2 separate regions of the Homo sapiens genome follow, and region 1 is linked to region 2. A link is a loop called in an ENCODE intact Hi-C map of the cell type or tissue named here. Cell type or tissue: dorsolateral prefrontal cortex. All regions are shown on one strand. Each heading gives the region's core, and the rest is flanking DNA. Links, peaks and the distances in the headings are about the cores only.

Region 1 (15,520 bases), core at 6,882-14,881, 130 kb after region 2:
TGGCCGAGGAGGCCCGGCTGACCGGTGCAGAGACGGTGGAGGCCGGGCTGAAGTCGGAGCCCCACCGCTTCTGCGGCCCCCGGCCAGCGCGCCCCCCGGTCCCCGAGCGGACGGAGCCGCACTCCTCCGGCTCCTCGGACTTCCTGCCTGGGCATGGCTCCTCCCTGGGGCCCACATGGGCCTTCCTAGGGGGCCTCTCAGGGGAGGCCGCCCGCTCGCTCAGGGAGGTGAAGAGCGAATCCGCGTCCCCGGTGCCCCCGATGGAGTCCTTTAGGGTGAGCCGCTTCCGATAGCTCAGGGAGCTCACCACCGAGGACGGCCTCTCCTCCACCCCCGGGGCCTCCTTAGAGAGGCTGTTGAGGGCCGTTCCGAGGGAGGATGCGAGAACCAGACGTGGATGAGGGCAGCAGGGAGAGAGGGAGGTTGAGAGAGAGAGAGGAACAAGTATTAAACTCAGAGAATAAAGACACAGGGGGAGGGAGGCGAAAGGAGGAGAAAACGGCAGCAGCCCTGGCAAAGTGGTGGTGAGAGCATCGGAGGAAATGAAGCAAAATAATTTGCGTCAGTGAAAATAGCTTCATGGAGAATGTCATGTAAATTAGACTATTGTTCTATTTCATCACTTTTCCCCCTCTAAACGTTTAGTTCAATTTATTTCATTGTCAACTACCTGGAGCCTCGTGCCATGCCGTGGTGAACCACGGCAGTGGGGCGGGGAAGCCGGCATTATCTGCAATAACAAAATGTTGTTTGGCCGAATAAATTAAACCAATTAGAGGGGGCTGCTGGGTGCTTCTGGTGAGGGGCCAGGCTTGGGGAAGGGGCCTTGGGGGAGCTGGAGAAGGGAGGGAGAGATGTTACTTTTTCTACCCAGTCTACCTGCTGTCTCTGGGAGAGGATGAGGAAGGGTGTGTCCTGGAGGATCAGGATGGGCTTGATCAGGGGGTTGGGATTCTATGTTGTGGGGGCAGCAGGGATATGGCTTTGTGGGGGGTGAGGGGGGAGCGAGGGCTCTTCTTTCTCCCTGCTGCCACACTGGCCAGTAGGAAAGAGATGGGCAAGGGGAAGCTCTGGATTCCAGGGGTAGCTGTCTGTATGATCAGAGGACTATGACTGGCTAGAAAACAGGGGAGTACATTCCCCCAGTGGATGGGTATTAGGAGGAAAGAAGTGGGGGCAGTGAAGAGATTAGAGGAAGGAGAGAATGGGCAGAAAAAGACAGAAATGTGCCTGTAACTGGGTCAAGAATCAGTGGAACTGGTGCCTCTTCTGCTGCTATTCACGGTAAGACGTCAGAGATCCAGAGCTGGCCAGGGCTGTGGGATTAAGAGTCCCCTGTGCCCCATCCCAGTTTTGATTCCAAGGGTCTGAACTATCAGGAAGCTTGATCAACATTTGTTGAATGAATAAGTGGAGGTGACATTTAACTTACATCAAACCAAAGCCTGGAGCCTAATGGGAAAACATTCCCTGGAAAAAATAAGGGCGACGCAGCCCTGGCTAAGAAGAAACTTCCTGTGCCCATGCACATGCCAGAAGCATGCCCGGGCCGCAGTCACAAATGCCAGACAAGAGACACAGGCCTGCCCTCATGGGATCCAGGCGCTACTTGTCCATTCCTTGTGGCACAAGGTGGCTTTTCCTCCCAGCTCAAGGCCATATGCTCACCTGGAACTCTTTAAGCTGCCATCATCAGAAGCTGCCTTGGAAGGTCCCTTGTTTTTTGACAACCAGGACTTGACCCCGTCAACACGGTCCTCCAGCTCCGAGTCCACATCAGAGTCTCCCTCACTGTAGGGATGAGGAGCAGAAAGGTAGACAAGGCATAGGCACCTGCTGCCCACGAGGGGAGCAGATGGGGGTGCAGGGGGTGTCTTGGGCAGGGGGGATGTGGGCAGCATGCACGTCGGTGAGTCGGGAGGGCGGGAATGAGAGAGGTTAGACAGAGCACACCATTCACAAGGAGCCTGTCCCCACTCAGCAGCCACACTGTGTGACAACCACCAAGAAGACCCTCAGGAGCATGGAGGCAGCTCCCAAGCCAGTTATCTGTGACAGGCCACTGACCAATCAAGGGAGAATGACTTAAAGACCATCCACTCATCAATTTCAGCTAAATGGCTCTGAGCTAAAAAGAGGAGCCCTGGGTTCTTCAGTGACTCCTTGAGGCCTACTCTGCTGTTTCTTGTCTGCCATTCCTCAGATTGTGGCTATAGCTGCTGTCAATTTCCATGCCTTTGTTACAAGAGCTGGGCTGCCAGCCACAGAGCAGAAGAGAAGGGCTTCGTAGGATTTGGAGTTAGCTTGAACCTGAAGGTCTCCTTAGTGGATGGCAGCACCAACCTGGGCTCTAGGTTAAGGAGGCCCAGGCCACATCCCAGATCCACCCTGTGGCTTCTCTGGCTCTTAAGAAACAGAGAAAGGAAAAGGGGCGGGGGGCGGGGGGCATCAGCATTTCCAGAGGGACTAGCAACAGTTTCAGTATCTAAATTGTCCCTGGAGACCCAGCTGGGCTCAGAAAGTCCCACACCAGAGCCCTGTCGCTCAAGGTCTCCTCTTCCGTCCTCAGGTAGCCCCCAGCCCTTGCTCACAGTGCTTCATCGGGCAGAGCTGACCTTAGCACTTGAAAGAAAGCCCAAAGGAGTCCAATTCTGAGGCTGGAGTCATGGCCACCCCCTCATGAAGCAGCTGGGCTTGGAGATAGCTTCTGAGTAAGATTGCTTCTAAAATTCTGCAGAATGTCTGCTCACCAAGTTGCCCTGCTATGGATAGGCTAGGGTTTCTCCTCGATATAAATTTCCTTTCCTCTGTGTCAAGAGGAATGGCTCCATTCCTGAATTATGTTCTTAAATAAACAGCCACACAGGCATGTGTGCGCGCGCGCGCACACACACACACACACACACACACACGAAACCAGCAGATTGTTCTGGGGACCATGCGAGAGCCCAACTCATAGAGAGGGGAATAAAGAGGCATGTTTTATGGGCTTCCATCAAATACAGAATTATAACAAAGACGAGGCTGGCTGATGCCCCGGGTAAACAGGAGTTTAGCAGACAACCTCGAAACTGCTAATGCAAGCCCTGTGCCCGTCCGAGCCTGGCAGATTTACTGTGGTGCATGGGCCCCATGGAACACCAATACCACCTGATTTATACACCTGTGCAAAAAACCTCCCTCTCTAGCTTCAGAGCCTGTAATTTATCACCACCGTTCATAACCATATTGATTGCCTTTAGAAAGGAGGTGCTGTATGCATCGCAAAATCTATGTCTACATGTTAAAAGCGTTTCCATATAAATCTCCCTTAATACCGTGCTGTTTACTGCTTTCATTAAGGTTATGGCAATAACAACTGTATCTCTAAGTAAATCGAAACATTATTTCTCTGCCTGCCTTACTGCGCTGGGCTCAATAACTTGGAGCTGGGGCCCAGAGCTGCTGAGGAAGGAGCCACACCACCTCTCTGCCATCAGCCGGAACCTGGTTAGAGCTGCACGTCCCCATGCGTCTATGTGAGCACACACCAGTGTGTGTGAGTGTGTGTGCATGCGTGGTGTACCTGTGTGTGTGCATGCCTGGCAGTGGTTTAGAATATGATCTTAAATGCGCATTTTATCAGCCCTTGAAGCTCTTGCCACACAAGGATGGCAGGGTTGAAACACACAGGGGACAGACAGTTGTGGGCCCAGAATATGAATTTTCCTCCTTACATACAGAACAGTGGATGGGTTGCAAAGCTGGCCTGCCTGCCCTCGCCTTCCCTTTAGTTGCAAGCATCTAGAAGATGTTCTTTTCCTTAAATAATCAGGCCCGTAAACAAACTCCAGGGGCAGGCAGGCTCAGAGGGCAGTTGAAATTTTAAATGGTTGGAATTAAACCTCACGTCAAATACAATTTATGTCCGGGCTCATGTGCTATTAGTTAACGGGGAGCCGAATCACGGGGGAACAAACAAACGGAGACAGAACGGCGGGGGATATTAATTGTGTGTGACAACCAGGCTCCAGCGGCCCTCTATCACTGTTACACACTATTACATTTATCATTAGCTCTCACTGAGTCCTGTGCGCTGCCACCAGCCCATCCTGGCCAGGGGAGGGGGTCCATCAGGCGAGAGAGAGTGGGGGAAGAAACCCAATGCCATGCTAAAAAAAAAAGACCTCTAAAAAACAACCCTGTCGAACTTGATGGAGGATCAGCCCGCTCTGCCTGAAGGCCTGCGCATCTGCATCCGCTGTCCAGCTCCCACCCAGAAAGCGGGAAAAGAGAGGGCTGGATTTCCTGGGCTTCCTGCCACCTGACAGTACCAGCACAAGCGCCCGCTGGGGCCTCCCTCTGCCCACGGTACCGCAGGGAGTAAAGTAAACACATCTGGCTGTGTTCCCTTCCCCCGCCACGGCAAGCAGCCCATGATTAGCTGCCTGAATGCTTTCTCCAAACAAGAAACTGGGAGATGCCCCTCACCTTCTACCCTTGTCTGCCAAGAGAAGGTAGTGGACCTTTAAAGATGAAACACGCCCGCTTCTTTCAGGCAGCTCAGGCTCCCAAGGAGCCCAAGGATGTGGACAGATCCAGCCCAAACAGACTTTTCCCCCCAGAGAAATAGGCCAGGGAGGTGGCCACACTTGGTTTTTGAGGGAGGAATGTGCTGGAGCTCAGGAAGGTAAACTTCTCAAATAGGCTGCGCTTTCCTTTCGGCAGGAGCCCCCCCATCCTGCCCACCAAGGGTGCACGGGCCAGCCCCAGCCTTCTGGGGAGCACACCTCATTGCCCGCTCCCTGCCTCCCCCGAGGATAGAGTCAGCATGTTAGCGTTAGAGACCAGTGAGGCGGGAGTGTGGGGAGGCTGTATCCACATGCTGCGTGCAGCGGCCCCAGGGTGGGAGCCAGTGTTAGGGGTGGTTAGACACCCGCGAGGACAGGCAGAGAGCACATGCGCTCCAGTCCTCACAGTTTATTCTTTCTTTTCTGATACTTTGTCACCATGTCCTGCAAACTGGAAATAGAAGGAAAATGGTGGGCAAGGGGTCCAGAGGAAACAGATGAAATCAATCGGCAACCCAAGGTGGACCCCTTAGCTGAAGACCTCTCTTCCCTCAGCAAGAGCCAGCTCTGGCTGGTTGAGACCAGGTAGTGGGATGCGTGATGGCACTGTCCTCAAAATCTGATGCGGGCTGCCCCTGGCACCTCTCCCCTGCCCCAAAGCAGCAGGGTCCCTGCGCTGCCCCAGACCTGCCTGCAGGATGGGCCCCAGCCCTAAGGTGGGAAGGGGGCAGATCTAGGGTCCACCTAGGGCAGCCCTGGGAGCTTCTCCATGGCCTGGTGCTACCCCGCACTGCTGGCCTTCCTTCCTCGTGACTGTCTCCTCAGCCTAAGACTACAAATCTCTTTCTCTCCAAACCATTCCCCGGGTGGGTTTTATGAGAAAATCTCTGGCATAGTAACAAGGCACCACAGCCTTTAAATCTCTGCTCTCCCCAGAGTGGGGCAGGTGCCATCGGAAATGCAGCTAAACGGGAGAATAACTCATCTTGAGCGGGCAGAGCTGGAGGGCCTGGTCGTGGAGAGGGGAGACTGGCTGGGTGGCCTCCATCAGGGTGCACCTGTCTCACCGTCTGCCCCTGCAGGACAGGCTGTGCTGGGATCTGGCAGTAAAGGGAGGGTGGGTTGGCGGCTTGCTCATGGGGAGGCAGAGGTTGCAACTGTTCTACCTGGTCGTCTGGTTCCAGAGGTGGTCAAGAGGGCCTCCGTGCTAGCTGCAGATGCCCCAGAGGCCACTTCTCACCTGTTGATGAGGTCCTCATTCTCATCACTCTCCATCTCATCCTCAATGGCAGCCTGCAGGTCCCCGATGCGCTTGAATGCCAACTTTAGGTCAGCCTGCAGGCTCTGGTTAGCAGCCTCCAGGCTTTCTAGATCCATCTCCTAGGAGGAAGGGGGCAGCCCAGTTTGCAGGAGGGCTAGCTTCTCCCCTAGATGGCCAGAAGAAGCCTGCTTCAAGTACTTTCCGGTCATGGGGGTGCTACCTGAGGGCTGACACAGGCTGCCAGAGCCTTTTCCGCTCTGTTGCTGCTGGGCTGTGGGGTCCAAGCCTCATCTGAGGGAGTCTCCAGTGCCGCTAGCTTCCTGGCCTGCCCTCTTGATATGCTCCTCCTCCCTCCCATTCTCTGACTCATGTGCAGTTTCTTTGCACCCTATCCTCAACCAGGCCAGAGTGAGGCATACACTCAGCAGCTACTCAAGGGGCTGCCATGTGGGCCCCGTGGGGGACAGGGGGCATTACCAGTTCGTGCTTCTTGCGGCTCGCCTCGGCCTCCTTCCTGGCAAGCTCGCCCATCTCCTCCTTGGTGTCCCGGAGCTGCCTCTGTAGCCGCTTGTTCTGTTCCTTCTCCCGGTTCTCGGCTGCAATGCGCTGATCCCGCTCCTCAGTCAGCTTCTCCATGTTTTCCTTGAGACGGCTAGCCAGGCTCTGGATAGGTAGGTGGGGAAGAAAGACACAGCAGGCAGGCCCATCAGCCAGGCAGAGGGAGGGTGTGGCAGAGCTCTGGGTGAGGAGGCCTGGGGTCGAGCTCTGGCTCCACCGTTCATTGGCTACCTGGGCAAGCAACCCCGAAGCTTCCCTTGCTTTTCTGTAAAATGTGGGGAGAATAACACCTAACCCCCAGGGGTCTTCTGAGGATGAATAAGGTAATGAATGTGAATGCACTCTGAAAGATGAAAGGTGCTATTATCATTATTACTACACCAAGACTGAGGGAGTGTTCTGGGTACAGCCTGGTGGGCCTGTCGGTATTGACACTGCATGTAGAGTCCTCTCAGGTCAGCAGGGCTTCCCGCAGGGACTCTGAACCCAGAAGCCCCAAAAGCTAGATCCTGTGCTCAGAGGTAAATGGCTTTGCTGGAGTTCTGAATTAGGAGAGACTAAACAATCATCAGATTCCAAGCAGAGAGCATCTCTCTAAGCCTAATGAATCTCCTGCCAGGCAGTGGGATGCTGAGCAAAAAATGACCTGGAGAGAGGGGCTGAATGTGAGGGAAGAACCCCGCATCTGCTTGTAATCCTGGTTCTACCTCGGACTGGTCCCCCAGCCTCTATATCCCTAAAATAAAAGAGCCAGGCTGCAGGATTGGGCCGTTTGTGTTTAACATCCTATGAGTCTAAACCACAAAACTCTCTGAGCGGAAGGGAACCTGAGGGGTAGAGGTGCGGGAAGGGACTAGGCCCAAGAGAAAAGGAGACAAGTCCTGTGGGCCTGTCCTGTGTCCACCAGACCAATGGCCTCTTCTGTCCCTTGATAGCTTTGTGACCTTAGGCAACCCACTTAACCCTTCCTGTATGTAAAATGGGGATCAAAATATTATCAGCCAGCCTGGGGTTGGGGTGGGCAGAAAATAAATTCTTTTTTTTTTTTTTTTTTTTTGAGACGGAGTGTCGCTGTCGCCCAGGCTGGAGTGCAGTGGCGCGATCTCCGCTCACTGCAGGCTCCGCCCCCCGGGGTTCACGCCATTCTCCTGCCTCAGCCTCCGGAGTAGCTGGGACTACAGGCGCCCGCCACCACGCCCGGCTAATGTTTTGTATTTTTAGTAGAGACAGGGTTTCACCGTGTTAGCCAGGATGGTCTCGATCTCCTGACCTCGTGATCCGCCCACCTTGGCCTCCAAAAGTGCTGGGATTACAGGCATGAGCCACCGCGCCCAGCCGAAAATAAGTTCTTAAGTTTCCCCTAACTCTCTCCAGCTCTCCTGAGAACTGTGACCCCGCCTTGGAAGGGTCAGTTGTGCTCTCTTCCTGTGTCCAGGTTATTAATGCCATCTAGATGCCCACCTGTTTCTATCCCTACCTAAATGCCTGCTCCATGGACTGTGAGCTGATGGAGGAGGTGACAGGGCTGCCCCTCACCAACCACACTCATCAACACAGGGCCCAGGGAGAACCGACGGTGTGGAGACAAAGGCTTATAAACTCAAGGAGAACTTAAAAATAAGGTGAGAGGGATGTAAACCCAGGAGATAATCCTTTCTGCCTCTCTCTTGCTATCTGCTCTGCCAGAGATGGAAGGGGCTGGCCAATACTGGCTTTGGGAGACCGAAAGAAAAAGGATTGGTCCAGCATGGTGGCTCATGCCTGTAATCCCAACACTTTGGGAAGCTGAGGCAGGCGGATTGCTTGAGCCCAGAAGTTCAAGACCAGTCTGAGCAACAAGGCAAAACCCTGTCTCTGCAAAAAATACAAAAATTAGCCAGGCATGGTGGCACATGCCTGTGGTCCCAGCTACACAGGAGGCTGAGGCAGGAGGATGGGAGGATTGCTTGAGCCCAGGAGGTCAAGGCTACAGTGAGCCATGATTGCGTCACTGCACTACAGCCTGGGCAACAGAGCGAGACCCTATCTCAAAAAAAAAAAAAAAGGGGAAGAAGAGAGAATGAACCTTATAATAAAGGGAGAGGAGAATGGGATGGGAAGAGGGTAAGAAAGAGAAATAAGATTGGAGAGAGGAAAAAATATAAAATATTTCATGCCTGTAATCCCAGCACTTTGGGAGGCCGAGGCGGGCAGATCATGAGGTCAGGAGATCAAGACCATCCTGGCCAACATGGTGAAACCCCCTCTCTACTAAAATACAATTTAAAAAAAGCACGTGCCTGTAGTCCCATCTACTCGGGAGGCTGAGGCAGGGGAATCGCTTGAACCCGGGAGGTGGAGGTTGCAGTGAGCCGAGATCGTACCACTGCACTCAAGCCTGGCGACAGAGTGAGACTCTGTCTCAAAAAAAAAAAAAAAAAAAAAAAAAAATGAAGGGAGAAGAAAGAATAGGATCATAATCAAGAAAAAGGGAGAGAGAAAAAAAAAAGCAGAGACAGGAGGGCAGAAGAAGTGAGGAAGAAAGGGAATGAAGCAGGGAAGGGGAGAGGAGCAGAGCGAGGGCAGATGAGAGAACAGATTCCAGCCTGCGCAGAAGTGGCACCATCCGCTGCATATTTATGACCCTGCCAGAGAACCGGTTGAGGGGAACAGGCGGGGGGAGCTCGTGGTGGAGGAAAATATGAAGACGAAGAGCTAAGCTGCTCTGGTCCCTTGGCAGAAAGCAAGCACGGAAACAGAATGTAAAGCAGGCGGGCTCCACGGTAGCCAGAGAGCAGGCCAGGCAGGGCGGGAGAGAAGCACCTGCCCGTCAGCTGGCCTGGCAGTGAGGCACAGGCCTCTGAGGACTGTCCGGGGGCCTGTCCAGCCCTGCTGAGCATGCGCGGCTCCAGCGCTGGGGCAGCTCTGCCCTGTTTGGTGTGGCCCGGGAGAAGTGTGAACCCACCTCCAGCCGTTTCACTTGCGTCCTTTCAAACTCCAGGCGTGTCTCCAGCTCCCGTATCTTAGCTTCCTGCCTGCTCACCAGGGACTTGTCCACCATGGACTGCTCCAGGAACTCCACCTGGCTCTGGAGGGCTTGTAGCTAGAGGTGGGGGACAGGAAGAGAAGAAAGAACTGAGCCCAGAAAGGGAGGAGACTGCGTCTGGGGCAGGCAATATCACCACAGTGACCAGAAGGCAAGGGGAGGGAGGGATGCACCTGGGAGGAAAGAGAATGGAGCCCTGGGCCAGAGGCCTCCCCCATCTGCCCCAGTGCTTGGCACAGAGATTGCCCTTCAGAGAGAAAGGAGAAAGCTAAGGATCGGAGAGGGAATACAGATGGGAAATGAGGCAGGGGAAGCCCAAATGTCTGTTATGGTGACATGGCTCCAAGCCTAGCTCTTGCTCCTCATTTACGCTGCTCTGTGGATTACTGATGGCAGAGAAAAGCGCCTTCTAAACTGTGAACTTGGGGGTTCCTCCCACACCTAGTGACCCTGGCACTCTCTCTCTCCTGAGGGAGCCCCTGGTCCTCACCTTCTCCTGCAGCTCCTGCTTCTCTTTGTTGGCTTCTTCTAGCTGAGCTTGGAGATCATTTATCTGAGCCAGGTCCCGGGAAGCCTGGGAAAGGAATGAGAGCATCAGAAGCAGGATCCCCCATAAGCATTCAACCAGCCCAGCCCAGCTGGAACACCAGGGGACCGAGGTTCCCACTCCATCACCTCCCAAAACAAGCGGTTGTGCGGGGGACCCATGAGGAGGACCACAAGGATGGTGACGGTGCAGAGTGTGACGGGCACTCCTGGCAGGGGTACCTGAGCCACGGCAGCCTTGTGCTTCTTCATCAATTCGTTCATGTCTTCCTGATCTTCCTCCAGCCGGTTCTGGATCTCATTCTTCTCACGCTGAAGGCGGCTCAGCTGCTCCTCCAGCTGGAGAGAGGCAAAGACAGATCAGAGGGCCTCAGGCCCAGTGTGCCTGTGGGCTCCAGCTGCCTCCAATGGCAGGGGCATTGTAGAGAAGATGATAATGGGCTGAGCCTGCCTGCTGGGGTGGGTCCCAGGACTAGTGATGCTCAAGGAGCTGCCTGTCCCGCTCTGGACCAGGGAGATGAGGGAAAGGGCTGTGTGCAGTACAGGCAGACCCTGGGCCTCTGAGCTGAATGACAGCTGCTTCCTGGCAGCTCCTTTGAGGCTAATGAGAAGGCAGAAAAGGTCTGCCCAGAACAAATGACCCATCATCCTGGCACTATCAGTCCAGGCCCTGGCCTGCGTGCACTCTGCCCCCTTCAGGCCCCAGGGAAGGACCCCTCAAGTCTGCGAAGGTCTCCTGGCTTAGACTCTCATTTTCCCTGGGACTGCCCACTCCCTGGGCATCCAGCCCCGACAGCCAGTCCCCTCCTTGGGGGAGGGGAAGAGAGATCCAACAGCAGCTTCAGGAAATGAATGAATCTATTAGCCTGTAATTCCAAACCAAAATGACTGTGTTGGCTCCTTCTCTGCCCCATCCATCTTGTTACTGGGCTGTGGGGAGCTGGGGAAGCCTCCGCCAAGAAATTTATTAACTCAGATTTAAATAAAATGGTAATTTTATAACAACCTTTTTTAACACAATTAAGGAATTTGAATTACTCACCTGAGAACTGCTGAGGAGCACAAATGTCATGGGGATAAATCAAGCCCGTGAGATTGGCATCTCTCAGCAGCTAGGTGACTAGCTCAGGGGCCATGAAGCCACCAGCCCAGCCCAGCCTCCTCCCCTGCCCCATTCCCTGCCCAAGGGGCCTGCCCACTGGGGTGGGTCCCAGGACCAGTGATGCTCAAGGAGCTGCCTGTACTGGCCGCATCCCAGTAATGAATTCTCTGCCGATGGATGGGCCGTGGGAGAGGTGGGAAATTAAAAGGGAGGCATTAAATAAGAGCTCTAATTAGCTGCCGCTTGGGCTTGTCAGTGGGCTGGGCAGGGGGAAGGGGAAGGAAGCCAAGCCATCCTGTCCTCTTATCTGTGCTTCTGCTAATCTCTAGGCACCTGTTTACATCCCTCAGCCACATTAGCTGCCTTTATTTATGGTGTTGGGGCCTGCGGCCAAGCTCCCGTAGGCAGGTGGTTAAACAGGGAGATGGGCCCTTGCTGGCTCCCTCTTCTGCCCGCTCCTCCCCGAGGCCTCTGCTCAGTGTGGAGAGACGCAGAGGAGGGGAGGCCCGCTCTTCCTGCAGCAAGTCCTGGCGTGAAAGGACCTGTCACAAGTCCTGACGTGGAGGGACCTGTCTAGGGTGAAGGGAGCCACAGAGGCAGCTCTATTCTGCCTCAGCCCCCCGAGCTCTGCCCCGGGCACCTTGGCCCCTCACCGCTGTCTTGGCTTTGGCGATGTCATCAATCTGCAGGTGCAGGTCTTCGATCTCCACCTCCATTGCTTTCCGTGCTTTCACGGCTGCCGCACAGGTGAACTCTGACTCCTCCAGCTGGACACAGACCACCCCCGCCCCAGGGAGAGATGTCAGCCATTCCTTGGGGGCAGGAGGGCTGTACAGGAAAGAGGGAGCTCGGATGCCCTCCTTCTCCTCCTCCATTCACTTCAGACCCCAGGGCCATGGCTGTGTGGTGGTGCACGCGTGGGGATCTCCTCCCGTGACATGGCTGGTGGGCACCAGGCCCCATCCACACCATCCCAGGCTGGGCGGTGAGACAGTAAGGCACACGCAGAGCCTGGGGAGTCTAGCTGCTACACGTGGCTCTCCCCTCTTTCCTGTCACTTTCCTTCCCAAGGACTCAAGAACCACTGAGAGGAGCGAGAGAGAGAAAGAGAATGGAAAGGTAAGCTCTGTTGTGCCTGGATCAGCCGTGTGCTCTCTGTGGATACCTGGTTCTTGAGCTGGGCAATCTCTCGCTTGCTGGGAGCACTGTTCTTCAGGTGGTCCAGCATGAGCTGGGCATCTGCCAGCAGGGCCTTGGTGCGCTTCAGGTCCTTCCGCAGCCGCTTCTCTGACTCAAAGTCCCGCCGGTTCACCTGGGTGGGCACCAGCAGTTGGGGTTCTGGGCTCTGCACAGGGCTTCCTCCTATCTTCCCCAAGCTCCCTCCTCACCACGTCCTCATTATCAGTGTCCCCATAAGGATGCTGGAAGAGCCAGGGTCATGCCAACCAGCGATAAAGGGCTGGGTGTGCCAATGTATGGTGATGCCCCCATCCCACAAGGGATGACGATGGGCTCTTTGCAGCACCCCCACCCCCGACAGCTCTGTTCGTGGCTCCCCATCCCTAGGATCCCCACTCCTCAGGCCGCATGGGCAGGGAGCCGGCCAGGCTTGGTGGGTGGAGCATCCCCTGACCTGGTCGCTGAGGGTGGCGAGCTTGCCCTCCAGCTCCCGCTTCTCTCGCAGAACCTTCTGCTTGTCCTCATACTCTTCCTCTAGCTGCACCTCCATCTGTTTTAACTGGAGTACCATGGGGACAGAGACCCGTCCGTCCCTTTAGTGCCTGGTGCGAAGCAGGCCCCTTCCATTCTGGGTTCCCCACTCCAGGAAAACAGTGGGGCAGGCCTGAGCACAATGATGTTGGTGGAGGGGTCAGAACCTAAATTCCAGGTTTCTAGGGTTTCAAAGCAGCCTGGGAGGGTGAGGAGGGATGGCAGGCCACATGCGGTGGCTAGCCAAGACAGAGTAGGAGAGACCTTGCCGCATGGTGGAGACCTGCCCGGCCAGGCTGGCTGACTGCAGGCAGCACCAGTGCAGCGCAGCACAGCAGGGGCACAGGGGGCTGCCCCTGGCACAGAAAGCAGGGAGCGATAGTTCCTCAGGGGCCCAAGCTTCTCTACAGACTCTGAGCCAATACATCCTGCCAATGCTAGGATCCCGAGAGGCGCTTCCTGGCCCAGAATGACAATGGAAGACGATGTGGCTGAGGTAGGGAGGTGGAAAGCCCCTTACTTTAAAGCGGTGATGGGAACAGGTGTTTACGCTGGACAGGTAAGTACTCAGATACCTTACCTTCTTCTGACACGACTGCCGGGCCTCCTCCACCTCCTCATCCCGACTCTCCATCTCCTTAGAATGGGTCTGTCTCATCCGCTCCATCTCCATCTCCAGACGCAGCTTGGCCTGGAGGTGGTTGGAGTAGGGTCTGGGTTCCCTCCCCAGCTGTGGCCACCCCCTTCCCACCTGTGCATGGCTCTCCCTAGGCTCAGGGGCCGAGAACGTCCACCAGCCAGTTCCCTTTGCTGGCACCTTGCTCCCGTGGCAGCAGCTTCTCCAGAGCAGCTGAACTCCCTTACTAGAGGTCTGGCATAGGCCCACAGAGAGGCAGCTGGGGTGGGGACAGTCCTGCAGCTTCTCCGTCTGCCTGCAGGCTCTAGCTCCCTGAACTGACTTGGTGGCTGGGTAGCAGGCTGGGTGGGCCTGTGGCCCTCAGCTGCCATGCATCCTGAGCCCCTCCCTACTAGAGCTCCATCAGATTTGTTTTTGTGGAAAGTTCCACGAGCGCGTCTTCACACTGTGGCTGGCACAGATCAGGTGCTCACTCCACATTTTGTGAGTAGGTGAGTGAGTGAATACGCGAATGAATGGAGGCAGGATCCTCTGGCCCATGCCTGAGGCTGGCTGTGGGGATGGTGGCGGCCTCGCTGCACCTCACCTCTCCCTTGGCCAAGCCCTCCTGTACCTGTTCCAGCATCTGGATGGTCCCTGCCTGCTCATCCAGCTCTTCTTCCTGATCCTTGACTTTGGCCTCCAGGTCCCGGAGCTGTTTCTTGACCTTGGCCAGAGAAGCCTCATCCTTGGACTCTTGGGAAGAAATGTCCTGGAGCTCTGCCTCTAGAGACACAACCTTCTGGGTGAACCCTGCAATGTCCATGTCTTTTTCCTGGAGCAAAAGAGATGAGGCTGGTGCAGGGCTGACCCCAGGTTGTGAGGGGGACAGGGCACAGATGGTGGGTGGCCCTACCCACCTCTAGTTGCTGCTTCAGGCTGAAAGCCTCAGCGAGGAGCATGTCCTTCTCCCGCTGCAGCTTCTCCCGCTGCAGCTTCTCCCGCTGGGCCTCCTCATGCGCCTGCGAGAGCTCACTGTCAAACCTGCGAGGGAGTGTGGCGGCTCCATCAGATGGGGAAGAGCCAGGGTCCCCCACACAGACACTGTCAGGAGGTGGTGCCATGGACAGGACTCAAGCAGGGGTGGGGGGACCCATGCAGCCCTAACGTGGGGCCAGTTGTAAGGTAGCGGTGACATTTAGAGGTGGCAGGTCAGGCCACTGAGGCCCTATTGAGCAACTGGGTTGGGATAGGGAGCACTCAGGTGAGCCCTTTCACCAAGTAGGCCTAAGAGGGACCCACAGACTGCTTAACAGGCCCCCTCAGGAGTTAAGTCTCTACATTTTCCATTTCAACACATCAAAGAATGAGGGACCCAGGTGAGGGTGGGGTGGGAAAAGGATAGAGATGAGCACCCTGCTTCCACTAACTCACTTTCCACAGTTTGGTTCGACAACTGTAAGGGCAATAGCTAGCTCCTTGCCCCTGCCTCTGGGCACCAGCCTTTGGCCAGGACCACGCACCCCAGCAGTGCCGGCAGGACACCACCCGGACACCCCATACTGGGTTCAGAGCTGGCATTCCCACTGTGCCCAGCTGGCCACATGCCTCAATGGGCACACAGGGGGCCTCGTTCTTCACTCCTCCACTTGCCAGCCTTCCATTTCCCACTAAATATGGAGCAAATTGCTCAAATTCCTCTTAACACCTTCCCTGAATAGCTAATCAGGTTCCTGTGGAAGTTGAATGCTCCCCTTACCCCAACTCCACATCAAAAAAAGTAAGAAAACTCCGGGCAGCTGAAACCTAATAAGTTGCCCAGCGGGGAGCAGGGCAGCACAGTAACTAGGCCGAGCTGGCAATGTCATCGGGTGCTCAGAAGGGGGGTCGAGCTAAGGGTGCCAGCCTTTGGGTAAAGGGGTAGGGTGGGGGCAGAGATGAGAATGAGGGAAGTGGTGGTCATGGTGTCAGGTGGGAGGAATAGAAAACCTTCCTATTTTCCCCAGCTGGGGAGATGGTGGTTGGTCCAGGAGGCCGGGGGTAACCCAGGGTCACTGGAAAGGTTCTGTTCTGCCATCCTCACTCCCAGTGTTGTGGGTGTGGGGATACCCCTTCACAAAGGCAACCAGTGCCTCTGCTGAGAAGCCCTTCC
Region 2 (15,520 bases), core at 352-8,351:
GGTGGGGCCTCCACGTTGTCCCCATTGCGAATGATGAGCCTGAACCAGGAGAGTGGCAGCTATGTAGGCTGGTGGCTGACCCAGATGGGGTGTGGCCCCAGGCTTGGGTAGCGTCCCTCCAGCAGGGTATTACCAGGCCAGGCACTCCCATTCCACTAGGACAGCCCCTCACCTGTCATCATCCTCTGCCAGGGAAACCTTCTCAAAGTGCAGGTGTAGCCGCTGGCCCTCAGGAGCCTCAAGCAGCCAGTGACAGGTGAGGTTGTTGCTGTAGTTGCCCGGGAAGCCTGGAGAGACGATGCGGCCGGTGGTGGCATTGCGGATCACTCCGCCGCAAGCAGCTGTTAAGACCAGGACAGGACGTAGGCTAGGCCCCTGCCTGAACCCAGGCAGCCTAACATGCCTTCCTCCCTATCCCAGCCCTATATCCTCTGCTTGGAGCAGCGGGGACCTTGCCTCCCTGCCATCTTGGCCCTCATCGTCCTGAAGGTCAACCTTTTAGCCCTGTGAACCTGCATCTCCAGGCAGCCTGAGCTCCAGAATCCTGCCGCCTAACCTTTCACACCCCTGGGACTGACCAGGGTAACTCTCTTGACTGTGGGTAGATGTATCACTGCCTGGTTGTGTGCCCAGGTAAGTCACTTTCCCTCTCTGCTGACTTCTCTAGAAGGCCGACTCTCCCTAGGTAGACTTTACTAAAGCCCTTACTGTGGGCTTCAACCTTCTTGGATACATCTGCTACTTCTACCTCATGCCACTTTCCTAAAATCAGTTGTTTGGGTATGTCCCTTAACTAGGACCCCCTGGAGCAGGAACCAGGTCTTTCCAGGCCAGGCACAGAGTTGGTGTTCAGCGTTGGTTGAATAAAATGAGTGAATGAATGTAAAAAGGGGTTAGCACTAGATCCGGGCGGCAAACACCTGATGTGCATGCCATCCGCCCCGGCCTCACTACCACTGCCGTTCCTGGGCTGACTGACCTTTCTAGTGCTGACCCTACTGGCTTGGGGCTGTCCTCTCTTTCTAAGGAGAGACTGAACAGTTTGCCTATGGCTATCTGTGAGGATTGCTGGGTTACTTGGCCACAAACTCCTGGCGGTTATGTGAGGCCAGAGAGGGGTCCTCAGGCAAGAGGAGTATGGCTGGTTCCAGGCAGTGCTTTCCTCTCCTGGACACATAGCTCTGACCTACCCAACTCTCAGAGACCAGGCTGCCATGACCAATACACAGGACCTTTGTCTCCAAATGCTCAAGGCAGCAGAATATTGTAACCTAGTAAAGCTCCTGGGGGGCTGGGGCAAGTTTCTTCTCTGCAGAAAGGACAGACCTGCCTCAGCTTGGTCTCAGAATGGAACTGCCCTTCAAATCTGATCATGCCCCATCCTTTGCTGAAAATTGCTTAGTGGCTCCCCATTACCCTCAGGATAGAGTTAAAGCTGAAAATGGTGTTCAAGCCCTTTATGAATCCACCTCTCTCTAGACTCAGCTTCAGTCCCCTCTCCCCGCATACCCTCTGCTTCAGGCACACTTCACTGTGTGCTCACTATCTTGTGCTATTTCATGCCTGCACATCTCTGCATATGCAGTTCCAGGAACCCACCCCACTTTCCCAAACTAATATTTCTGAAATCCTTCCATGCTGTCTCCTTGGGAAGCCTTGCTTGCCTCCTCTCTCATCTTGGAGTAGCTCTCCATCCCTTGGGCTCCTCCACCACTCTGCCTTTACTCCTATTGTAGCATCCTCTGCACTGAGCTGCTTGCCAGCCTCCCCGCTAGATCCTCGAGGGCTGAGAAAGCATCTGTGTTATTCAACTCTGGTTGTGCCTGGCACCCAGGAAGAATTTATAGAATGAAATAAGATTCATGGCTGGGTATGGTGGCTCAAGTCTGTAATCCCAGCACTTTGGGAGGCCGAGGCAGGTGGATCACCTGAGGTCAAGAGTTCGAGATCAGACTGGCCAACATGGTGAAACCCCATCTCTACTAAAAATACAAAAAAATTAGCTGGGTATGGTGGCATGCACCTGTAACCCCAGCTACTCTGGAGGGTGAGGCAGAAGAATCGCTTGAACCCGGGAGGTGGAGGTTGCAGTGAGCGGACATCGTGCCACTGCACTCCAGCCTGGGTGACAGAGGGAGACTCCATCTCAAAAAAAAAAAAAAAAAAAGATTCAAAAGCCTAAGCCCATACCCACTAAAAAGAAAAAGCCCGGCCAGGCACGGTGGCTCACGCCTGTAATCCCAGCACTTTGGGAGGCTGAGGTGGGTGGATCACGAGGTCAGGAGATCAAGACCATCTTGGCTAACATGGTGAAACCCCATCTCTACTAAAAATACAAAAAATTAGCTGGGAGTGGTGGCGGGCGCCTGTAGTCCCAGCTACTCGGGAGGCTGAGGCAGGAGAATGGCGTGAACCTGGGAGGCAGAGCTTGCAGTGAGCCGAGATAGCGCCACTGCAGTCTGGCCTGGGTGAAAGAGCGAGACTCCGTCTCGAAGAAAAAAAAAAAAAAAAAGCCCAAGTTGCTTTTCATACTGCAAACCAAACACTGAGTCTTCCTTTCTCCAACAAGCCCCTTTTCATTGGCAGCAATCCCAGACCTGATCACTCAGGACCAGACCTGGGAGTCCCCTTTCCCTTTTCCCAGTTCCCATCAGTTTCTGGAACTTCCCTCTGCTTCATTCCCCAAATCACAATCTAAGTTCAAACTGTCTTGCCTGGCTGGCCTCCCAGTCATCTCCTGAGGAATTCTAAGGCCCTCCCTTCTCATAAGCTTCAACAGCTCCTCAGCCTGTATCTTGCCCTGACACTCAAGGCCCTTCCATTGCCACATGTCTCAGGCTTCAGCCAAACCTGGCTGTCTTCTGTGTCCCTAAACACCCTCACCTGCCTGCCTCTATGTCCCTGCCCACGTTGTTCTCTCCATTTAAATGTCAAACCTGCAGTGCCTCCTCCCCTAGGAAGCCTCCTAAATGTCCAGCTAAGAATGATTGCGCCCTTGCCTCCCAGGTCACTTTATGTCTTTTCATTGGTGCTTTTTACTTCTTCCCCTGGAAATTGGTGACCTCTGTGCTTTCTCCTTTCTCCCTTTCCTGGAAATGTGGGTTCTTTGAGGGCAGAGTCCCTGTTTAATTCAGCTGTTTGTACCTGTGGTGCCTTCATCTGGTAGATGCTCAATAAGTGCAGGTTGGATGAATGCCACTGAGGTGCATGGCCATTTTCTGGCTTCCTTATGAAGAGCAAATGAAAGTGGCAGAGAGCAACAGAGAGCAGGGATGAGCCCCCACCTCACTTCTCTGCTCAGCACTGAGCCCTTTCCCCTGGGCACTCACCGATGCAGACGGGCTCCTTTGAATCCCAGAAGGGCTGGGTGGCATTGAGACAGGTGAGATGCCTGGCGCCCTTCAGCTGGTAGCCAGTGGCACAATGGAAGCGGGCACTACCCCCTGGGTGGAGGCTGGTGACAGTCACATCTCCATAAGCTGGACGACGGGGAAAGTGGCAGCTCAGGAGATAGGCTGCAAACAGAGAACGGGTGACACTGTGTATGTGTGCAGGGTGGGGGCGGGAGCTGGGCCATTGGTTGGGGGAGGTCTGCCTCAGTCTGCCTGGAGGTGTCATTTGGGGCCAGAGGAAGCACTAGGAGTTCCAAAACAACTCCAATCTCCTCCCTAGAAGGTTACCAGTGATATTTCCAGCAGCCTGGGCTGGTTAGTGGAGCAGACAGAGCTGGAAATTAGAAGGGTTAGGTTCTGGCTCAAGCTTTATGACACTTTAGGCAGGTTATTTAATCTTTGTGTGTGTGTTTCCTCATTTGTTAAATGAGGTTTAAAATCCTAGCCTACCTACAGGGTTACTGTGAGAAGAAATGATAGAGTATTTTATCTAGCTTGGTATCTCTGGTACCCAGCTGATATTATATCTTCAGGAAATGCTTATTGAATGACTCGTAGACATGAAAGCACTTGAAATAGTGAAAAACCTATACAGATGTAAAGTGTTGATACTGTTTTTCCTTTAGGGAATAAATATGAATTGCAGCAGCAAAGAGTGAAATCAGACAGTAAAGGCTTTCCCAGTATTCACTGAGAAATGCTAAAAAGCTTGATGCCAATGGCCATGGACTTCTTTTAAAACCAGAATGGTGGCCGGGCCGGTGTCTCATGCCTGTAATCCCAGCACTTTGGGAGGCCGAGGTGGGCGGATCACCTGAGGTCGGGAGTTCGAGACAAGCCTGACCAACATGGATAAACCCCGTCTCTACTAAAAATACAAAATTAGCCGGGCATGGTGGCGCATGCCTGTAATCCCAGCTACGGGGGAGGCTGAGGCAGGAGAATCGCTTGAACCCGGGAGGTGGAGGTTGTGGTGAGCTGAGATCACTCCATTGCATTCCTGCTTGGGCAACGAGAGCAAAACTCCATCTCAAAACAAACAAACAGCCGGGAGTGGTGGCTCATGCCTGTAATCCCAGCACTTTGGGAGGCCGAAGTGGGCGGATCACCTGAGGTCAGGAGGTCGAGACCAGCCTGGCCAACATGGAGAAACCCCATCTCTACTAAAAATACAAAAATCAGCCGGACGTGATGGCAGGCGCCTGTAATCCCAGCTACTCGGGAGGCTGAGGCAGGAGAATCGCTTGAACCCGGCAGGTGGAGGTTGCAGTGAGCCGAGATCGTGCCATTGCGCTCCAGCCTAGGGGACGAGAGCGAGACTTCATCTCAAAAAAACAAACTTACAAACAAACAAAATCCAGAATGGTGGTAGGCTGGGGCAAGGTGGGAGGATTGCTTGAGGCCAGGAGTTCAAGAGCAGCCTGGGCAACATAGTGAGGTCCCCATCTCTGTAAAAAATTTTTAAAAAATACCCAGGCATGGTGATGTGTACCTGTAGTCTTAGCTACTCAGGAGGCTGAAGTGGGATCGCTTGAGCCTAGGAGTTTAAGGCTGCAGTGAACTATGATTGCACCACTGCGCTCCAGCCTAGGTGACAGAGTGAGTCCCTGTTTCGAAAAACAACATCAAACAAACAAGAAAAAGATGGGGACGAGGGTAGGGAGGCAGTGCACTGCCTTCATGGAAGTTGGGGAAAGAACAAGTTGCCCTGGGAAAGCTGGTAGCTTTGGAATTGTCATACCAAATTTGACCAAATGGTGGCAGCAAATCCTACAAAACAATCTGGCATATCCCGATCCTGGGGTCAAGCTGGGGTGGTAGCTAAAAGGATCAACCCGGTGCAGTGGCTCACGCCTGTAATCCCAGCACTTTGGGAGGCTGAGGTGGACGGATGGCCTGAGGTCAAGAGTTCAAGACCAGCCTGGCCAACATGGCAAAACCCCATCTCTACTAATAAAATACAAAAATATTAGCTGGGCATGGTGGCAGGCGCCTGTTATCCCAGCTACTCGGGAGGCTGAGGCAGGAGAATCGCTTGGACCGGGGAGATGGAGGTTGCAGTGAGTCGATATCATGCCATTGCACTCCAGCCTGGGCGACAGAGTGAGACTCCATGTTCCAAAAAATAAAATAAATAAATAAAATAAAATAAAATAAAATAAAAGTGAAGATCCAGCTGGGCACGGTGGCTCACACCTGTAATCCCAGCACTTTGGGAGGCCGAGGCAGGTGGATAACAAAATCAGGAGTTCGAGACCAGCTAACATGGTAAAACCCCATCTCTACTAAAAATACAAAAAAAAAAAAAATGATCTGGGCATGGTGGCACGCGCCTGTAGTCCCAGTTACTTGGGAGGCTGAGGCAGGAGAATCGCTTGAACTCGGGAGGCAGAGGTTGCAGTGAGTGGAGATTGCGCTACTGCACTCCAGCCTGGGCGGCAGAGTGAGACTCTTTCTCAAAAAAAAGTGAAGATCCTGGCTTGCGTCTAAGAGGTGAGAGCAAAGGCCTGGAGGGGTCAAGGAGAGGCTGAGAGGCTTGTGCTACAGAGCCTGATAACCCTTGGGGTGGTAGGAAAAGTGAGGACTGTCTAGACTGAAGATCTTGGGTCTTGGGGTAGGGGGCAGCCCCACTGATGGTATCAGGTAAATGGGAGGAGAGGTCCATGCAAGGCCTCTGTTCCTGGGTGCCTTTGTGTGAATAGAAAAATGGGCCCTCTTTCTTCCCCCCCATTAAAAAGAAAAAGAAAAAGAAAAAGAGGCTGTCTCAGGGCAGACCAGGGTCCAGAAATTTGAGTTTTATGACTTTCACCTGTCCTGTTACTATGTCTGTGAAAGTGGGAGGAGAATTCCTCCTCTTCTGTCTCTCATGGGGCTCTGGAGAGAATGGTCGGTAAGTGGCTAGTTGTGCTTGGCAGGCAGTACAGGGCAGTGCTTAGCAGGTGGGCTGTGGGTCAGACTGCCTGGGTTTGAATGCAGGCTTCTTCCCTACGTGCTGTGCCACCGTGGGCAAGTTACCTAAATTCTCTGTGCCTCAGTTGCCTCATTTATCCACCCACTTTCAGTATTACATCCAAGGTTGTGGAGGTTAAGTGAGAAGACATATGTGCAGTTCCTGAACAAATGCCTAAGACATCAGCCTGCTGTTATTGTTTGTAATCTTGATTAATAATAGCACCTCACATCTACATGTACTTTCCAGATTCTAAAATGCCTTCACACTCTTCTTTCTTGATGTCTACAATATGCTTGGGAGAAAGGCAGGCAAGGTAGGGGCTATGAGCCCATTTTCAGATGAGAACAGGTTCAGAGAGACCCTGTGCCCTCATCACACAGCAAGGAAGTACTAGACCAGGAACTTGAAGCTCCTGGGCTCTGAAGCCTTCTTGCTTTCCACCACCACCCCACCTGCTTCCTCATTTGAAGTAGAAACTTGGGTTCAGGGGTCAGAGAAATCTGAGAGTAACAGACAAGCCTGCTCTGGGTGGTTGTCCAGGGCAGCCACTCACAGTGACCTGGGGAGAGGTCCCAGTCCAGGATGGGATGGAGAAAGGGGTGTGGGGCACCACACCCAGAGTGGAGGAGGTTAAGAGGTTAACTGACGCCTAGTGGGGTCTAGACCATGAGCCAGGCTCAGGCCCAGCATTTCCCCTTACATCTTCCCCTTTGAGTTCTTATCACCACTCTAGTAAGGGAGGGCCCTCGTTTCACAGATGAGGAAACTGGGCTGGAATGGGGTGGAACTGGGCTGGAACTGTAGGAGGCTGGGGGCAGACAATGAAGCCCCCAGACTCCATAGTAGTTAAAGTATCACTTCCCAGGATGAGCTTCCTCCTGTTGCCATGACAACCGTTCCCGGGGAGCCTGAACCACTGCAATCTGTTGAGTTATTTTCTCACTGGAGTCTGTTTCTGGAGCCAAGTCCAGTGCCAGGAATGCTGAGGATGCAGGAGGGGGATGTCTGTCAGGGCCGTCTGCCTCCCCACCCTGCCTGAGGCTGTGGGAGGGGAGTTGACTTGGTCTTGCGATAAGGCCCTTGTGAGGGCTCATCCTTGTGACCTCCAACATCAGCTTGGACAGCTCGAGCACAGGTGTGGGTACTAGGCCCCTCACCCCCTCTTCTGGCACCCTCTTTCTCTAGCCCACGGAGATTTGCGTGTGAGCACACGCTCCTCCTGTTCCCATCTCTGGGATCAGGGCTAATTACAGCCTATAATTAGGGGAATTACACTCATTAAGGCAAGAGCTGATCATTGACAAAAACTGGGCTGACGAGGGAGGGCTTCTGGGAGCTGAGAAGGAGGCAGGACCAGGCCAGCTCTTCCAGCCCTTCCTTGGAGGTTGCTCCCCCTTGCTGGGCCTCCAGCTCACTGCCATTCAGCCACCTTTGTCTGGCCCGACAGAGAGGAGGTCCGGAGTTTTGTGCAAAGGAATTTGCAGCAAGAGAGAAGGTTATCATGGCGTGAAATTATGCCTGCTGCCAGGGAGGATTGATGAGCCATTAGGGAGGCTAGCTGGGCCGCCTAGACGTTTCACCCTTGCCTCAGCTGGCCCCTTGCCTCTGCCAAGCCACTCTACAGCCCCATCCACTTCCAGGCTCCCTGCTGCTATGCCAGACTGCTCCAGTAGTTTGGGTGGAGGGGTGAGGGTAGGGTGAGTGCTCCTTAGGTGGGGTTCCAAGCAGCCCCATCTCCAGAGTGCTGGCTCTTCTGCCCGGCTGTGGTCCCCTGCAGGACTGCGGAAGTGGTCCATGACAATGCAAGACAATCCCTTGATTGTTCACACCAATTATTTCCGTATTAGTTCTCCCTAGTCTCAAATAGTTAACCCATGCAAAGGATCGAGCTGACTTTGTGCTCAGAGAGGGGGATGGGTAGGAGGGACACAGCTGAGACAGCGGCAAAGTCCTGAGCCCCTTTTCCTCCCTCTCCCATCCTGCCAGTCATGTAATACTGGTTTCCTTAATGAAGCATGTGCTAAGCACTTGACATGTACCATTTTGCTTAATCCTAACCATGACTTTGTGGGGTAGGTGTTTTGGTTTCATATTACAGCAGAAGGGTCAGAGAGGTCAAATGACTTGTCCAAGGTCAACAGCCAATGAGGAGATTCAAACACAGATCTGCCCATTGCCTGAGTCTGTGATTTTTTTTCATTACATCGTGCTGCTCCCTTATTTCCAGAGGTGTTCTGAGCTGATTGGGGCATGGGCCAGGTCAAGGTGGGTGAAGCAGTTCAGGAAGGGCAGTCTGGCAGCTAAGCAGATGGTCATTGTCAGATCCCTTTGACCTTCACCCTCTTGCATTTGGGGAGGGCTTCTATTGTTATTGCCTGTTTAAGTGTCTGCCTCCTCCTGAGAAAGAACTCCTTGAGGACAAGGACCTTGGTGCATCCTGACATTGCCAGTGTCCAGCACAAGCCTGGCAAAGAGCAGGTGCCTAGGAAAAGTTTGCTGAATGAATGAATGAGGGACAACGGGCACACCTAGAGGCTACCTGATCCTGAGTCAAGACCAGCTCTCTGCAGGGTGGTGGGTGGAAGAGAGAAGATCCTGGAGGTTTCAGATACGCGATACTTACCTCCAATTGTCCAGAGCTTCACTGGACATTTGTGCTATGTGTCACTAGCCCCTCTCTGCTCCTTCCCTCTAGGATGTAATTGCACAGAGACCCCCCTCCCCAGCAAGGAGGGCAGCGAGTCTGGGCTGGTTCCACCTTCAACTACCCAGGCCTTACCTTGGTAATGGAAATGGAAGGTGCCAGGGCCAGCCGGTGGCGGGAGGCTCTGGAACCTCAGGGCCGCTTGGTGGGTGGGGCTGCGGATGACTTGGCCCCGCAGCAGGAAAGACTGGTTGGCCAGGGGCAGTGGGTCAGGCCCCCCCAGGCCTTCCACAGTCACTGTCTCCCCTTCCCGGAGGCTGATATTCTGGACCTGTCAGTAGAGTAGAGAGAGAAAAGCAAAGTAGTCAGACTTCTTCCTGCTGCCTGGATCCTGCCGCCCTCAGGATCCTGCAGGCCCCGGGCAGATCAATCCTCAATGCTACTTGAGCATCGGAGCCCCCAGGCCCTGAGCTGGGCACTTCAGCAGTGCAGGAGTTGCTCATCTCAGTGTGAGACAGGACCGGAAGTTCAGAGATTAAGTAAATTATCCAAGGTCACATAGAGATTCTTAGCAGAACTGGGGTTTGTAAACACATCTTTCTGTCTCCAAGCTTTTCAGATACACCAGCTGCTTCCTGTCCTGCCCCTCCCTGGGCTCTGTTTTCTCATCTGTAAAGTAGGGATGGGGTAGGTGTATTGAACCAGATGGTGTCCGAGGCCCTGGTCAGCAGTATGAGGTCTTAAATATCAGATCCATGTGCCCAGCTTCCCCTGGACATCCCTGTTGGATGCTTCACACCCAGCCTGCCTCATGCTAGGTGACTGTCTTCCCCTAGCCAGCAGTTCCCCTGGGAATGATCTTGCTATCTCCCTGGGTGTCCAAATCAGAAACTGGCATCTTGCCTCCTCCCTCATACCTGGTCAGTCATTCAGTCCTGTCAACTGGATCTCAAATCTGTTCATTACTCTTCATCCCCACTGCCATTCCCCAGCTTATCGCCGTTACTGTGCACCTAGATCACCGCAGCAGCCTCCTGGCCAGCCTTCCTGCCTGTAGGGCTTAACCCACTCCTCCCTCTACAGCAGTATTTTCTGAACTATAGCCAGCTAACGGTCTTAGATCTGTTGCTGATCATGGTGCTTCCTTGTTTAAGTCCTCCAGTGGCTCCCCATTGAGTCTGTGAAGCCGATAATATGTAGTTCAAACTCTTTGCTTAGCCCTCAAGGCCCTGCCCAACTTGGCCCCTGCTGACTGTCAGCTGGGCCTTACACCATGCCCCTCCGCATGTCAATCGTGATTCTCTCTTTTTTCTGAGCCTCTTTCTCCGATCCTTTCCCCTGGCTGTCACAGTCTCCTCTGCTATCATGCTGATCTTCAGGCCCTCAGTCCCTTGAGCATCTTTCTGGGCTCCATGCCTCCATTCAGGCAAACAAGGATTGGACAACGACGGACTCTGCCCAGAGGGAAATTAGCAGCATGGCTTGATAGAAGGAACACTGGATTGATTGGGAGCCCAGAAATCTGGGACCTCATCCTAACCATGTGATCTTGGACAAATATGCTGCTATTTGAACTTCAGTTTCCTCATTTTATAAAACGAACTAGTGGAGTTCTTTGCTACTTAAAATGTGGTTCTTGGACCAGCATCAGCAGCCTCACCTGGGAACTTGTAAGAAATGCAGAATCTTGGCTGGGCGCTGTGGCTCACGCCTGTAATCCCAGCACTTTGGGAGGCCAAGGCAGGTGGATCACCTGAGGTCAGGATTTCAAGACCAGCCTGACCAACATGGAGAAACCCCGTCTCTACTAAAAATACAAAGATTAGCTGGGCGTGGTGGCACATGCCTGTAATCCCAGCTACTCAAGCAGCTGAGGCAGGAGAATCGCTTGAACCTGGGAGGCGGAGGTTGCGGTGAGCCGAGATCGCGCCATTGCACTCCAGCCTGGACAACAAAAGCGAAACTCCATTTCAAAACAAAAAAAAAAAGGAAATACAGAATCTCAGACCCACTAAAGCATACTCTGCATTTTAACAAGATCCTCGGGCAACTCAAAAGCACTGATCTACATGGGCTCAAGGTTCCTACCATGTTGCTCTGAAGCAGGGTTTCAAGGGTTGACCACCTGGGATGGTTAAGTGGCATCAGTGAGTCACCAAATCCTTCCCAGTCTTATTTCCCAAATACTCCAATGGGTTCCTCCTCTCTATCCTTTTGTTACTGTCCTGGCCCTAATTACCTCCTGCCCATTACTTTTCACTTGAGAATGGCTTTCTGTCTGTCTAACACTTCCCATCCCCAACTCATCTCCTGCTGATTTCAGATTGCCTGGAGGACAAGCTCCAAACTGCCCAGCTCACATTTGGTGCCAGTATCTCTGCGGCCCTCATTAACGTGCACTGCAGCCGCAGACCACCCCTCACTTCTGCCCCCTGGGCATCCACATATGGGACTCTGCGGGGGCAATATCTTCCCTTCTTCCCCTCCTGGTGAAGCTGGTCATCTTTTCAGATCTTAGGGCCGCATCGTCTGCCTCCCAGGCTAGGCCAGCAGTCCTTCTGTTTCAGACTCTCCCCACTGGCCCCTGCCCATCTTGCTGTTAAAGCCCAGGGTGGCATGTTGGGTCACAGTGCCCTCTTCACTGGCCAGTCTCAACAAAGACGTGTGGAAAGAGTAAATGTGTGGGCTGCTGGAGAGACATTCCCCATCAGATACCTGTGAGCTGAGAAGCATAGAGGATGCTGAGCCCAGCCAGGTCCAAGGATATGGCTGCTGCGAGGCTCAGGGCCCCTCAGACTGGGTGCTGAGAAGAGATGTGCCCTGGGGACTCCAGAAGGGGCAGCTGGGCAGGGAGAGGTCCCTACCCCTGCCTGAGAGGAAAGACCTGGTGGGTCTTTGGGCTGAAGAGAAGGCTCAAGGCAGGGTGCTGGAGGCCGAGGCGTCTCCTCTCTGTGAGAAACTCTCCACCCAGGCACGTTTGGGCGGAGGCTGCCTGACCATCTGCTGGGGACATTCCTCAGGGAATTCCTGCAGCAGGCGGAGGCTGGATGAGGTCCCTTCAAACTTGGAGATTCTGTGATTCTAGAGTTGGGAAAACAAGACTCACACACGTGGAATCTGTAATTATCGAGAGATGCCAGGCAGCATATAATTCCGCCTTAAGTGGCACTGAATGCAGGCAGCAGGAATCCTCGGGGGGAGAGCGAAGGGCTCAGAGGCTCAGGGAAAGTGCCTGAAGCAGGTGGGTCTCAGAGTGCCTTGAAGAGAGGAGCACTGGGAGAAGGAGGAAGGGAGGACGCTCACTACAGGGAAATTACCACGAAAGCAAAGGCAGAGAAGTATTACTAGAAATTAATTTGTATTTTCTTCCTAGTTCCCCATATACCTCTGGCTTGACCTCTAGCTTCTTTTTCCTGATCTTGCTGCTTTGGGACCAGAGAGAAGCTGTAGCGACAGAGTAACAACAGTTGCCATCATAGAGTGTGTCAAGCCTTGTATTGTACTAAGTGCTTTTCATCCTCACCGTGAATCTATAAGATAGGTGGTAAAATACCCACCAGTAACAGAGGCTCAGAGAAGCTAAGGAACTTGCAAAAGGTCACATAGGGGTTAAGCAGTCTTGCTTTGCTGAGACAAGGCAGCTCCCTATCCTCCCAACTTCATGGGGGCATCTTCTGTAGAAATAACATCTAGACATCTTTATTCCCAAGCTCAGCACCCCCAGGTTTAGCAAGGAGGTGGGTCTTGGCTTGGCCTGGCTTTTTTAAGATGTTGGGATTTGAGTTCCCACCAGCCACCCTTGCTCCTAGCAGTCTGTAAAGCTGGGAAAACTGAGACTGAGACCTCTGGCCCCCTCTGGTCCAGGGGAGGCATGGCCCTTTCAAGCTGGCCTGGCTCCCGGCCCAGTCTAGTGGTGAGGGTTGGGATGAGAGTGTGGAATGAAGTGGCTCCTATCCAGAAGGCTCCCTGTTCTCAACCAGAGGCTGTCTGTGCAGCTCTGGTCCCCTGGGTTTCAAGCACCCTCTTGTGGGTCTGCTGCAGTGGCTGGAATGTAATTTGTCACTTGTTTGAGGGCCAGGCTGACAGAGGCCAGACAGGGCTGGGTGTCGGACAGGAGGGGTGATGAAGTCTTGATGCAATTTGCAGGCATCTGTAGAGCCTGGGAGACAGATTGAAATGTCAGCTCTGTTCTTGAGGGCTGTCTTCCATACCCATAGCCAGTGACAGGAGGGGACCTGGGGGCCAGGCAGGGGGAAGACAAAAGCAGAGGGAGCTGAGGACAATTCCTCCAGGACCCTGGGCTGTCTAACACTGCCCTGCTTCCAGCAGACCATGGAGTCAGCTCAAGGAGGAAATACAGCCACTTTGAGAGGCTGGCCCTTTCCAGGATGGGAGGTGGGAAGGATTCAGGTTGTCTTCTGCCAACCTCTAGCTCAACAGCCTCATCTGCCCTGTCTGTCCCCATAGAAGCTGTCAGTCAGGCCTCCAGCACGTGCCCTAATGGCGTAACCCACAGACGAGATGGCACTACAGTTTTTGTACTCATTTGCACCAGTACAACCCGGCATAGGCAGATGAGCTCAAAGATGACTCTTGTGTGCGATCCCCACCCCCAGATGCTGGCTACAGGTCTCCTAGGCTCTCTTGGTCACCATCACCTGTGTGTACTCGGACACAGGCCCACTTACACGCACACAGCCCCCTCAAACGTGTCATGGCACGTGCACTTCCACCCCCTGGCAGAAAATAACCCACCAATCCAAACTCTCACACTATGCCTAGGCGCCACCACCACCCTATTCGCATGCCCTCACACACCCGTGCTCCCTCACAGCAACCATAGGATAATCACAATTTTCCCACAAGAACCTTCGCAGTTTTCACATCCATTATCTCTTCAGCTCTCATAAAGTCTCAATAAGGGAGGCAGGGCAGGCTGTTTTCCTGCACTTTATAGATAAGGGAACCTTGTAATCAGGGAAGTTGAGAGATCCTCTTTGGTCACACAGTGAGTCCAAGACAAAGCCAGGACTCGAGGCCAGGACTCATGATTCCTGGTCCAGTGTCCTGTCTTGTGTGCCTGGCAACCCCAGGCCCTCCCCAGAACTGGGAGAATTCCAAGTGGATGTCCTCCAGAATCAGGCAGGGCTGACTGGGAAAGGGCATCTGGGGCAGATCCTGACAGGTACCGGTCTCCGCCTGGGTCTCCCACTTTGGATTTGCCTTGTGCCACAGACAGGCCTATCTCCTGGGCCAAGGGAAGAACAGGGGCTTTTGAGTCTTGGATTGAATCCCGGCTCAATCACTGACCAGTTGAGGGGCCTTAGGCAAGTCATATGACCTCTCTGAGCCCCAGTTTTGCCTGTGAAATGGGGATAGTTTACCTACTTCATGGGTTTGTAAGGATTTGGTTAGATCCTGCCAGTAAGGGTTTTAGCACAGAGGGGCACAGCGCTAGCAGTCATCTTTCCATTTAATGGGGAGATGTGGGCCACACCCTGGTAAAACCTTGGCATTTGCAGCAGAAATGATAGCCGGCTATGAACTTACTTTGCCCTCAGGTCTGCCAGGGCTCTGCCTGGGAGGCATTGTACCTTGGAGCCACCCTCTCCCTGGCCCAGACTCTGCAGCTGCCAGGAAGCAAGCAGCAGAGCCAAGAACCTGAGGTGCCCCTGCTCAGTCAGGCCTATAAGGGAGCTTGCTGACCCCAGAGAAGGAGCCACACTCAAAGGGACTGGCTAGGAGAAGCCTGGTGCATCATCTGGTTCAATCTCCCTTTATAGAGAGGTAAACTGAGGCACAGAGAAGGCCAGGGGTTTAGCTCAGTCACAGAGAGGTGGGCTGCAGAGCCAACACTGAAACCCCAGTCTTACAAGACAGACTCTGTGCCCTTCTGAATTGGCACTTATCCAGAAAACCTTATGGGGTAAGATCTGTTTTAGGGATGAGGACAGTGGCCAAAATCCATGGGGCTAGACCTGACTGCACCCTGTCATCCCTCTTGGATAAGCCTGCCTAGAGCCAGGAAATATAAAGTTGTCCAGAAATTCCACCCAACTGACCCCCTACCCCATGCCCACATCAGGCCTGGTCCTGACACGGCTTAGAAGGGCAGGGTATTCTGGCTATCAAACTGTCAGCTGGCCTGGCATGGGCGAGCTGTGTGCCAACAGAGCCACCTGGGGCACGAGGGCAGGGACTGTGGGCAGCTGTGCCCAGGCTCCAGATGGTACAGAGAGCAGCCAAGCCAAGATGGAGGCTGGCAGTGGGAAGGCTCTTGGAATGCCAAGTGCAGAGAGAGGCAGGCGCCAGGCCCGGAAAGGCCTGGAGCCCTCAGGGGGAGACTGACTGCCTGGGGAGGGGCTGGGACCCACATGGGCTGTGAGGCTCATGCCCATCCATCCTGAAGGGGCTTCTCTGGACCTCTCAAGAAAGAGCCTAGCCCAATGCCTGATCCCCAGATGAATCAGGCAAGCCTCCTTGGATCACAGAGGGCCTGACCTGGCCTCCTCCCTGTGGATGGCTCAGACC

Evidence for each region. Peaks named below come from ENCODE experiments on the same cell type or tissue, not always from the same donor. Only the 100,000 strongest peaks of a DNase experiment are listed, where the experiment ranks them.
Region 1: it touches region 2 in a loop (4-fold over the local background); 12 of 110 quality-filtered maps call a loop at or near these places.

The regions. Positions count from the first base shown.
Region 1 is chr17:29,080,648-29,096,167 of GRCh38, forward strand. MYO18A (myosin XVIIIA) reads right to left here. Exons shown (of 42, transcript NM_078471.4): 29 at 14,289-14,412; 30 at 14,003-14,203; 31 at 13,333-13,443; 32 at 12,676-12,780; 33 at 12,208-12,354; 34 at 11,696-11,809; 35 at 10,163-10,279; 36 at 9,885-9,968; 37 at 9,314-9,451; 38 at 6,289-6,474; 39 at 5,791-5,930; 40 at 4,957-5,001; 41 at 1,669-1,791. Among named protein-coding and RNA genes, the nearest start is that of PIPOX, 45 kb to the left of the region's middle. RefSeq lists a silencer at 6,324-6,618. In dorsolateral prefrontal cortex, for the core only: a CTCF peak has its summit at 10,289; DNase peaks (open chromatin) are centred at 9,154 and 10,294; H3K4me3 peaks cover 866 bases; H3K27ac peaks cover 4,592 bases.
Region 2 is chr17:28,960,633-28,976,152 of GRCh38, forward strand. It overlaps SEZ6 (seizure related 6 homolog), which reads right to left. Exons shown (of 17, transcript NM_178860.5): 4 at 9,125-9,320; 5 at 3,330-3,515; 6 at 173-341; 7 at 1-39. All of the region lies in intron 1 of LOC105371716 (a long non-coding RNA gene), which reads left to right. Among named protein-coding and RNA genes, the nearest start is that of PHF12, 17 kb to the left of the region's middle. RefSeq lists enhancers at 6,995-7,084, 7,772-8,422, 11,316-12,193. In dorsolateral prefrontal cortex, for the core only: CTCF peaks have their summits at 5,149 (motif pointing right) and 5,351; DNase peaks (open chromatin) are centred at 5,189 and 7,269; H3K27ac peaks cover 606 bases.